2 separate regions of the Mus musculus genome follow, and region 2 is linked to region 1. Evidence: chromatin contacts called from ENCODE Hi-C data. All regions are on one chromosome and are shown on one strand. The core of a region is the stretch at or near the end of the contact, and the rest is flanking DNA. Distances in the headings are between cores, read along the strand shown.

The links. A loop is a pair of places that touch in the nucleus more often than their neighbours do.
Region 2: a loop to region 1 is called in a map of left cerebral cortex, with 4 times the contacts of the local background. The contact joins the promoter of Chit1 here to the enhancer-like site in region 1. A Hi-C loop is called at or near these places in 2 of 37 maps with a recorded cell type or tissue (left cerebral cortex and v-Abl transformed pro-B cells).

Annotation. Positions count from the first base shown.
Region 1 is chr1:133,710,097-133,715,886 of GRCm38, reverse strand. It overlaps Atp2b4 (ATPase, Ca++ transporting, plasma membrane 4), which reads left to right. Exons shown (of 20, transcript NM_213616.4): 19 at 657-833. Among named protein-coding and RNA genes, the nearest start is that of Mir6903, 14 kb to the left of the region's middle. Within about 2 kb of position 3,120, at least 2 of the 3 ENCODE cell types and tissues checked have a DNase peak (open chromatin) inside an H3K27ac peak, as active enhancers do; they include left cerebral cortex, where a contact is called at or near this core.
Region 2 is chr1:134,109,540-134,115,122 of GRCm38, reverse strand. Chit1 (chitinase 1 (chitotriosidase)) reads right to left here and starts at 3,881. Exons shown (of 12, transcript NM_001284525.1): 1 at 3,761-3,881. It also overlaps the pseudogene Gm8618.

The DNA of each region.
Region 1 (5,790 bases), core at 1,871-4,370:
ATTATTGAACCAAAAACATGACAATACCTGTTATAAGTACTCAGTGAGTGTTAATACTAATTGCGACAATGTCATCGTAGCTTTGAGTTTCATCCTTCCCTTAATACCATGCTTAGTTCTGGCCTGGACTGTTCTCCGCAGATCTCAAGTCTATACTGAGAATCCCCTAGTGCCGCTTCCCAAGCTAAAAGCGGGATTAAGGAAGGGATGAAAGTCAGCTTAGCTAATTGTGTTCCAATTCGTGTCTCAGTCCCTCCACCCCACATGTACAACGCATTTCTCTCCCAGCTCGATTTGCCCTTGGCCCCATCTTCCTGATGTGTGCCTGCTTTATAGCTCTGTTCAGTTGTCTTAAAAAAGACAAAGATCCCACTGGGAAGGAAGAGTCAAGACGGAGACAGAGTGTGAGTGTAATGAAGTGGCTGGGAGATTACAGGAATCAAGTCCCCTTCTGTGTGTCCACAAATGCTGGCACCTTCCCAAGTGCAATCAACTGGAACAATGGGTTCATCTCCTGGGCAGCTTAGTGCTTCTTGGTGCTTCTCAGGTGGGAAAGGCTTGAGGCTTAGGAGCCTCCCAAGGGCCTGGCTCAGGCCAGCTAACATCTTTTCTTCTCCAATGTGGCTGTTGTCCCCTTTGGCTGTGACTGCTCTCAGGTCATCTCTGCAATACCTACCAAGTCTCTGAAGTTCCTGAAGGAGGCTGGCCACGGCAGTGACAAAGAGGACATCAGCAGGGATACTGAGGGAATGGACGAGATTGACCTTGCCGAGATGGAGCTTCGCCGAGGCCAGATCCTCTGGGTCCGTGGCCTGAACCGGATTCAGACTCAGGTACTCTGTGGTGGCCTGTCCTTACCCTGGGAGAAGAAGTCTCCCCATCCTGGGAAAGGGTAGGAAGGCAGTAATTCCTGGCAGTCAACACCTTTACCCCTTTCGTAAGGCTCACTGTTCAAGCGCAGCCTGTGTTCCTTAACTTCAGGGCCAACAGGGCCAGAGGTCTCTGGGGGATTCCTCTAGGAGGGACTAGTCGGCAGACTGGACCATGGGCCAACAGACTGGACCACGGTCCCCGAGTTCCTCAGCTGTGGTTAGCCCTTCAACCCATCGCCACCCCCACCCCAGGTTTGTCAGTGGAGATGTCTTCCCACATAAGGTCTATTCCAGTACCAGCCACGACCCCAAGATAGGGACTGTGTAGTCCCTTCCCTGCCCTGATGGAAGAACTAAGAGGCCCTGATTTTATAACACTGGAAGGAAAGCCAGCATCCCTGACTGGTCGAAGTGAGAGCTGTTATCTGGGGAGGTCTTTGTTAAAGAAGCTCACCTTCTTCCATTGTTCCACCTTGATGCAAGGCCTCTCTGGGGCATCTGATGATTAAGTAGCTATAAACAGCAGTCTCTCTGTGCCTGATATCTTTGGAAGAATTCAGACTGGCTTCCCAAAAAGGGAATTTCTGAAACAGAGTACAAGTGAGTCCCCTGCTTGTAGCCCTAACCCCATTTCCCCCGACTTCCATGCATCGCTACTGGGACAGCTTCGGAGACCCCTCAACCTTTTATGGTTTTAGTCCCAAGATTCCCAAACAAACCGTCAATTCCAAGATCTTGAGGGGACTGTCCTGAGCAAGACCTGTTTCTTCCCCCTAGTTGGCGAGAGATCAAAATATTTCACTTTCAAAAACTGGCCTTTGGCTGGTTTAGAAAATTGCCTGGCCAGCCTCCCCCTCCCCCATCCCCTTTAGTGTACAGGGAAGACAAGCTAATTCACATTTTAAACTGCTTACCTGGTAGGAACTGCCTCCCACCCACCCCCAACCCCCCAGGAAGACACCAGGTAGAAAATGGGCAAGATACAGGTCGTAAACCCTGGGCTCCTCTCCTCTTTTTCCTAGGAAGGGAACTGAATCCTGACTTACATATATCACCTCATGATAGCAAGTCCCCACCTCTGCCCACCCCCACCCCCACCCCCACTGAGTCCCTTGGGTGCCCGTAGAATTTAGCACCTTGACTTCCATCTCTTCAGGTCTGCTCCTTTCAAAATAACCTCTTTGCTTTTCTTCCCTTCAGGGTCCTCTTCTACTGTGTGTTTGCTTTTTTTTTTTTTTTAATATTTATTTATTTATTTTGGTTTTGTCCCTGTTTTTTTCCTGGCCAGGATCCCCTCCTTCCAGAGCCTCCTTGCTTCTTGCCAGTCTTCTTTCTGGGGAGCTGAGATTCATGGCTCTTCCTTTTCCTGCACTCCCAGTTTGCATCCCCTTTCCGTACCTCTCCGATCTCCACAGCACACATACCTTCAGGCATACCTCTTTCCCTGCTAGAATGGAAGGGAGCTGGGCCAGATTGACTTTAAAACCTAAATCTGAGGCCAACCATGTGGTGCACATCTAACAATCTTCAGGAGGCTGAGGTGGGAAGATTCCTAGTTAGGCCAGTCTGGGCTGTGTAGCTAGACCCTACCTCAAAAAAAAAAAAAAAAAAAACAAGCAAAAGCCTAAACAGCCTCCAACAGCAGCCTATTGAAGATGCCGCTGATAGGATCCATCCACAACATTGTAACTGGCACCTAACTGAGCAAATGAGACTGAGTGTGCTAACTGCATCTTCCATGTCCAAAGCCCTCCCACCCCCATCAGGAGGGATTTTGTTCAGTCTCAGGAGGATTCCAACAAAAGCCCTTACAGTCTGGCTGCTGGTCCCCAATTGCAACACGTGGGGTGGGAGATGTTGCCAAGTGACTGCCCAGTGCTGGCTGGGATTTCCCCCTTCCCCTGGCTCTAGGCATTTCCTCCCTTCACCTTTACCCTTTAGTTTGGGGGAGGAAAAAGCACTAGAAAGCAAACATTTGAAGAATTAAAGGGCTGGACTCTTAGAACAGTAAACTCAGAATGCAGTTTTCATTATGTAAGTTGGACCCTGTAACACTCTAAGCTCCTAGGAAGGAGCCTCTACCTTCTTAATGGGACTGAAATCCGCCCCCTAAGGGCAGCCCTCACCTCCTACAGCCTCAGCCAGCAGGCCACTGTGTGGGGAAGCATTTTTAGCTCATACTTGGTCTCCACCCCTAAGTATTTCATGGCTTCTCCAGAGGCTCTGTTTACAAGAACAGGAGTCTGACTCAGGAGAAACCTTCCTTCTGGGGATGCAGTCACAGAATCCCAATCGATCTCTGAAAGATAAAGGAATCCCTTTCTATTTGCTCCTTATTGCTTAGGAGTCAAGGAGAAGGGTGGTAGATTGATTAAGACCCCAGATCATTGCTTACTGCGGGAAAGCGATGATATTAATTGCCTCCATCCCTAAGAAGGAGAAAGCGGAAAGCCAGAAGGCTGCTGTGGTAGGCGGGTGGGGGAGAGTGGCAGCAGCGGCAGCCTCCCAGCGTCGCCAGCACCAGTCTGCCAGTGAAGGTCTCCAGTGCTTAAGTCATGAGTGAGTTTCAGAATTGTGCGTCATGTACCAGCAGAATCCTAAGCACCACTGCAGCTGGAGGAAGCGTCAAAAAAGACACCTCCTCCAAACCAAGCCACTCAACCTGGCAGTCTTTTCACCAAGGCCACTTGTGTGGACTGCTATACTGCCCATCTTCTTTACACACGTGTTAACTTCCTGGGAAATTTGCAAAAACAAACAAACAAACAAACAATTAGTTGACTTAGTTGGTGTAGAGGCTCTTGGGTCTTACATTTCACTAATATGTACTTAGTTTCTGGTATGTCAAATTGCATGCCTTATTTTTAATAGTACAGGTCAACATAATGAAAAAGCTACCTGTTACCATTGGGGAGAAGTTCTTTTGTGCCTGTCCATCCTAGGCTACAGGGGAAAAGGAAACCCAATCCTAGCTGGGTGTTTGAAAATCCATAGCAAATTGTTCCTTAAATGACAATGACAGTGTGGTTTGCAATTACTGCCCTCCCCCGCCCCACCCTCACCTGTTGCTCTGGGTTTAAGGGAATAGCTCTCTTGATCTCCTACCCCTCTCCCCAGCCCTCCTGACCCTGCCTTCCTCTTCCTTCTCTCTGACTGTGGAGCAAAGCTGTCTCACTCTCTGATTCTTTGCAGATTGACGTAATTAACAAATTCCAGACGGAAGCCCCCTTAAAGAGAGTCCGAGAGAACATGACTCAACACCTTGATGTAAAACTGGTTCCTAGCTCCTATTCCGCAGCAGTTGCATCACTCAGAACTTGCCCCTCCATCTCTTCTGCCATCTCTTCTGCAGTTACATCTCCTCCTGTGGGCAGTGAGTGAGAGTATGTTACAATGCATGATTTACTAAAGCGACCACAAGAGAGCACGTGGCATCCACTTTAACCAACCATGGTTACTAGTGCTTTTCGGGTCCCCCACCCACCCCTTTGATCTTTTGACTTAAGGGAAGAAAAGAAAAAAAAATTCTACCCTACCCCAGCTAAAACCAGGCTGGATACCCTGGTTTCATTTTATTGTTTTTTTTTTTAATGTTGGAAAGTTATTAACCTTAACTATTTTAAAGACGATAACCCTGTTTTCTGATTGTTCCTCTGCATTGCTCGCTGCTTCTTTCCTTGAGTTGCTTTGTTTTGTTTTTCTTTGTTTCACCCCGTCCTGCTTTGTTCCTCCCCTCCTCTTCTAACTCCGCCTCTTCAGATGTGACATTAATTCCACCCCCACCACCCCCCCCCACCACCCCCCCCCCGCACCCCACAGGACTAGGAACTCTGTGTACTTAGGGGTGAGGGAGCCTCTGCCCAGGGGATGCTTAGCCAGGGTCTGTCCTGATGGAGCCAGTACTGAACTGTTCACTGATAACAGTCTTTTTGGCTACCAGTGTACTGTTAGCTGGCAACAAAAGTTGTAACTTAGATTGGAAAGAGGAAGTCAGCTCAACGAGTGGTGTCTTACCTCTCAGAAATGACCTTAAATCAAACTCTAGTTCCAGAACCAATTAGCGCACATACAACCCAGCTGTCGGAGGCTAAGGCAGGAGGATTGTGAGTTTACGCCCTCCCCTCCCCACTTCTCATTGTTTCGTCTAGTTTGATTGTCCAGCTAGCCTTTGTATCATACTTTGCATATTCCGTTTTAGGAAACCCTGTCTGTCCAGGCTTAATTGGCACCTGTCCGGTTTTAACGTAGGACTTGCTGCTCCCTCTGGTAGATTATTAGACACTTGCTACTGCCTTCCTGTTTCTGGTCTATTTACCTTCCCAGAACGGGAGGCAGAGGGGAGACAGTCAGCACGGTTTCCAGTGAGGGAATGTCCTCTGTCATCACACATGTTACATACTTGAGTGTCCCATCCATCCCTTCCCACAACCAGCCCTGAGTTGCCAGTGGCCTGTGATCACATGACTGCCCAGGCTTCAATTTGTTTTTGCCTTTTAGCCACCCATAAAAGTTCTGGTAAGAGTTTTGAGTTGAGGGTGGGGTCAAAGTGATACCTGCTGTTTCTTGAGGCCCAAAGGCAGGCCTGAAGACACTAAAAAGTCTTACCCTGCAAAAACCTCTCCTTCTAGTCCTGCCACATTCCTCTACTAATCTCTTCTCTCTCTTAGTTCTGCCCTCCCTTTCTTTTTTTTTTTTCGAGACAGGGTTTCTCTGTGTAGCCCTAGCTGTCCTGGAACTCACTTTGTAGACCAGGCTGGCCTAGAACTCATAAATCCGCCTGCCCCTGCCTCCCGAGTGCTGGGATTAAAGGCGTGCGCCACCACGCCCAGCTCTTGCCCTCCCTTTCTAAGAGTCTTGCTGAATTGTTCATTCACATGTCTCTGGTAGAAAGAGCTGGCTGTCCTGGGGACTTAATGGC
Region 2 (5,583 bases), core at 2,632-5,131, 400 kb before region 1:
CCACCTCTCGTATATTCTTTGTTTATATAATCTTTTAAAAGTGGCATTTTAAAGTTTATCTTCCCTATTACGCCTTCAATGGATTATGATTTCAGCTCCTAAGATGGTGACGTATTCCACAATACCCGGTACAGCCTGGTGCCTCTCTCTACTCCGGCTGCTGCTGTTATCTGTGCCTACCTTAGAGTGTTCGCCTCTACCTGCTCAGTCACGCTCCCGTCTGATTAACTCGGCGGCTTTGCTAGAACCTGATTTAGAGCCGCAGGGAAAACACATGTGCATGTGCACAGGAGGGGTCGCTTGCCCCTGAAATGGCCATTGAAGAACTAAAGCAGCCTTTCGGTTCACCTCAGCCCTCTGACAAACCTGCTGGATTCCTGCTTCCTACAGTCACAGGCTAAAGGCTCCTGAGACCTCAGTCTTGTGAGTAACCATTCTCTCTGACGGGTCTGAGTCCTCTGCACAAGACAGGCACTGGGTGGATCTCATCATACCTAGTATATCTCAGGCTGGAGGTGTAGCCCAAAGGTAGACTTAGTAGATGCAAATCCTGGGTTATGGTCTCATCATGCTTGAATTCACTCACACACACACACACACACACACACACACACACACACACAGAGAGAGAGAGACAGACAGACAGACAGACAGACAGACACAGAGACACAGAGAGAGAGAGAGACAGCGAGAACCATTTATTCCTCACAGCCCCAAACCATGACAGATCTGAGCATCTGAGACCCACTGAGGAATAACCCCTATTAGAAAGACAGGAACACAGAACACGGCTGGGAGGCACGTGAAGTGCTTGCTTCCAGATCCCGAGACCCACGTAAAGGCAAAGTGCGTGTGACGACTCGCCTGTGATCTCAGTGCTCAGAGGACAGGAAATCCCCAGAACAAGCTGTTGGTCCAAGTGTTTGAAAAGAGACCTTGCATCAGAGTGGCCCACACCTTTAATCCCAGCACTTGGGAGGAGTCAGAGGTAGGTGGATCTGACTTTGGAGGCTAGCCTGGTCTACAGAGAGAGTTCCAGGACAGCCAGAGCTGCACAGTGAAACCCTGGAGAGAGAAAGAGAGAGAGAGAGAGAGAGAGAGAGAGAGAGAGAGAGAGAGAGAGAGAGAGAGAGAGAGAGAGACAACATTCTTGACCCTCTACCCTCCAAATGTATGTGGCCACACATGCTTACACACATGCACATATACATGAAAGGAAGGAAGGGCAGAAGACAGAAAGGTACAAAGGAGCAGAATGGGGCTCAGGAAGGAGCCAAACAAGAAGAGCAGCTCAGCTCTGCCAGAGTTAGCCCAACCCAAGGAACTTTTGAAGCAGCCCCAGGCAGAGATTGCTCACCCGGTGTGAGGTAACTCAGTTTCAGGCTCCCAAGCCAGAGAGCACACGTGTGTGGGGAGGAGGGGCCTTGGGGAGCAGGGGTGACTGAACTGTGAGCAGCGGACCCTTGCAGCAAGAAGGAAAAGGAACAGTGTGGCCAAGAAGGGGGTCTGGTGTGCAAGTGCTACCACACTCAATCTCGGTCTGAACACCGACAGTGCTTCCTTCCACACGCATAGGCACGCCGCAGACTGCCAGTGTCGTATGTCCTTCCATGGCACACAACCTTGTCAGGTAGCAGTCGCAACTGTGTCTTATAAACAAGGACAGCAAGCGTGTAAAGGACGTACTCCAGGCTGGTCTTGAACTCTTAGCTCTTTCAGCTCTCCACTCTGGTTGCTAAAATTCCTGGGGAATAAAGCCTAGATATATTCTAAGCTTCAGATTCTTTGTGGATATTCAGGCCTTCGGGTTTCTCAGGATGCTGCCCCTGGAGGCAAACCCTCTCCCGTTTCAATCTCTCTGACACCATGAGTTACAATCCTGTCTCCAGCAGCTGCTCTTGTAGCTACTTGTGAGACTAGTTAGTCATTTGTTGCCCATGGATATTGAGTTTTCTCTGTCCTCTCTCCATGTTCCCTTACAGACAATACCAGATGCAGTGTTCTTTGTCCCACCGCACAGGCAGGCACAGTGGCCAATTATTGTGGCATCCTACTCAAGTCTCCCTATCCTTTTTCATGTCTTTGTGCTTTTTTTTTTAAAGATTTATTTTATTGTTTTTGTTTGTGAGTCTGTGCGTGGGTGTGTGCCCATATATGTGGGTACCTGTGGAGATCAGAAAAGGGCACTGGATCCCCTAGAGCTAGAGCTACATGCAGCTATGGGCTGCACTGTTGTGGCTGCTGTGAGCTGAACTCTGTTACTCTACATGACATGAGAGCAAGCGTGACTCTCTTAACTGTTGAGCCATCTCCAGCCCCAGGATTTTTAAAACAAACAAGTATATTGATGGTTAAAATGGAGCCTCTTTCTCTGCACCCCCCGGGTATTGGTTATGGAGTGAGTGGGAGTCAGTGCTGTTTCCTGGTTCCTTACAGCCCCACAGTGGCACAGATGGAGGGCTTGGCTGTGCTGCTTGTGGGCAGGAGGGAAGCCCCAGAGAATGACCTCTTTCTAGAGCTACTGTGTACCCATGGCTTCTTTTCCATGGTGTGGTTCCCTGCCTCAACCAGCACAGTAAAGTCCTTGATTCCTGCATGTGACACTCAATTCTAAACCCACCAGCCCCCTGAGACTCTGTGATGATAGCTGTCTGGGCATTGTCTATTAGGTGGACAAGTGAAAGCTCTGGCCACATCGGTTATGATTTATTTTAATTGTCATTTTAGGGCACAGGTCTACTAGTTTGTTTGTTTGTGTCTTAGTTGGGGTTTCCGTTGCTGTGAGGAGACACCATGACCAAGGCAACTCTTATAAAGGCAAACATTTAACTGGGGCTGGCTTACAGTTTTAGAGGTTTAATCCATTATCATCATGGTAGGAAGCATGGCAGCATGTGGGCAGACATAGTGATGGAGAAGGGCCTGAGAGTTCTACATCTTGTTCCAACTGCAGTCAAGAAAGGCATCCTCAGGTCACTTGGGGGAGAGTCTCAAAGTTCACCCCCCACAGTGACACACTTCCTCTACCTCTCCTAAGAGTGCCATTCCTTGCACCAAGCATATCCAAACCACCACATTCTACCCCCTAGCCCCATAAACTTGTTCAAACATATGAGTCTATGGAGGCCATACCCAGATTAACAGAATGCAAAATATATTTAGTCCAACTTCAAAAGTCCCCATAGTCAATAGCAGTCTCAACAAGGTTAACTATCTGTTGTTCAACTGCAAACACACAAGCAATAAGCGTAGCTTGCTGAAAATCACCACTCCCTTAATCTGTTTATCTCCTCAAACACAGGATTTACCTACATCGCACTTCCCGATGCCCATTTTGTATTTTTCCTTTCTAAGCTTGCTACACTTGATCAAAACACTCTTCATGGGAGCGAACCAGAGGACAAAGTCTATGCTGGGCTTTTCTGAGACTTCTTCTGTCAATGCAATTAATCTGATTCTCTTTCTTTGCCTTCGCCTTAGCTTCAAGCAGACTCTTCAGACAAGGGCAAAAAGCAGCCACGTTCTTCAGCATAACTTCATAAGAATGTTCTCCAAGCAACATACTAAAATTCCTCTCCTCTGAAACCCCTTGAGCAAGGTCTGCACCATTCATATCACCCTCCAAACAAAAGCATGGTCAGGCCTATCATAGCAATACCCCAGTCTCTGGTACCAACTTCTGTCTTAGTTAGGGTTTCCACTGCTATGAAGAGACAAGGCAACTCTTATAAAAGCAAGCATTTAGTTGGGGTTGGCTTACAGTTTCAGCGGTTTAATCCATCATCATCATGGTGAGAAGCATGGCACTGTCTAGGCCGACTTGGTGCTGGAGAAGGAGCCGAGAGCTCTACAACTTGTTCCAACTGCAGTCAGGAGAAACTGACATCCTCCGGCCTCTAGGGGGATCTTAAAGGCCACCACTACAGTGACTCACTTCTTCCTACAAGGTCACACCTTCTAGTAATGCCACTCCCTGGGCCAATCCACACTACCACAGTTTGGCTTTGTTTTTATGAGACAAGGGTTCTCTGTGTAACCTTGGTTATTCTCAAACTCTAGCTGAAGACCTGAACTCACAGAGATCTGCCTACCTCTGCTTCCTGAGTGCTGGGATTAAAGAAAAGCCTGTGTCACCACCACCACCCAGCTTTTTTTTTTTTTCCAATTTATTTATTTTTATTTTGTGAGCATTGGTTTTTTGGTCTGCCTGCCTGTCTGAAGATGTCAGATCCTCTGGAACTGGAGTTACAGACAATTGTGAGCTGACATGTGGGCGCTGGGAATTGAACCCAGATCCTCTGGAAGAACAAACATTGCCCGTAACCACTGAGCTAACTCTCCAGCCCCTAACTGCTGCTATTTTTTTTTTAAAGCTTGCTACAAGCCATATGTTGCTACGTCCTGAGTATGCCACCCCATCCAGCTCACGGTTACCATATCTCTTGACTACAGCAAGAGGCCAGGCAGGGTAGCTGACAGGCAGGGCAGCTGACTGACATCATCTAGGCGTGAGTAGGCACACACTATTGTTTGCTCAATAGGAGAAGCACCCAATGGCACAATGATTTCCATCCTTAAGCAGAGATGGCTGTAATGTTTCTCATGCAATAGCTGATGAAGGTACAGAGGAACACAGAGGGACTCAAACCCACATACTATGGTAGGGGAGTGTGGGCATAAGAACCCTCAGACTCAAATCCCCAACACACACACACACACACACACACACACACACACACACACACACACACAGAGCAGCTAGGTAGTTTTAGACTTGTCCTTGACTTCATAGTCATATGGCCAACCGTGTGTGTGGGGGGTGGTGAATCTCAAAGAAACAAACTAAAAAGAAGAAACTGCCCTGATACATTCATTTGCTGCTAATTGGACAAACCCAGTCACATGACCATACCTAAGTGGATGGAAGTCTGGGAAATGTAGTCCTCCAGGGTTTTGTGTGTGTGTGTGTGTGTGTGTGTGTGTGTGTGTGTGTGTGTGGTGGGGAATACTGGAAGATGTATGTATCTTACCATGAGAAGACTGTTAACTGGAGCCTCAGAAGCACAGTACGTACAGTACGTAGTGGAGTCTGGAACATACATACACAACACCCACCTCCACCCACCCACCCACCCTCACTCACCCCCAGCCCCTCTTCTTCCAAACCCAGATAGTCTGGGATGTGCGATGACTTCTCTTGAGCCACCATGACCATTCCCATCGTCATACTCTTACTTTTAACCCCACCAGACTCCCAGAATCAGCTAGAAACTTTTTTTTTTCAGAATATGAAAATTTATTCCTATGTTTCCATTGTCAAATTTTATGATCTTGGCCGTTCTTTCTTGCCTTTGTATAGAGCCAACAGAGAAACATTGGCTACTTTAACCACCTTAAAGCGGACTCCAGGAACATCACCTACAGCATGACCTTTTCGACCAAATCCAGCAACCGGAACTTCATCATTTTCCTCAATGAAGTTCAGGCAGCCATCATTGGGCACGAACGCTGTGATCTTCTTGCCGTTTTTAATGAGCTGCACCCTGACGCGCTTCCTGATGGCAGAATTTGGCTGTTTGACCT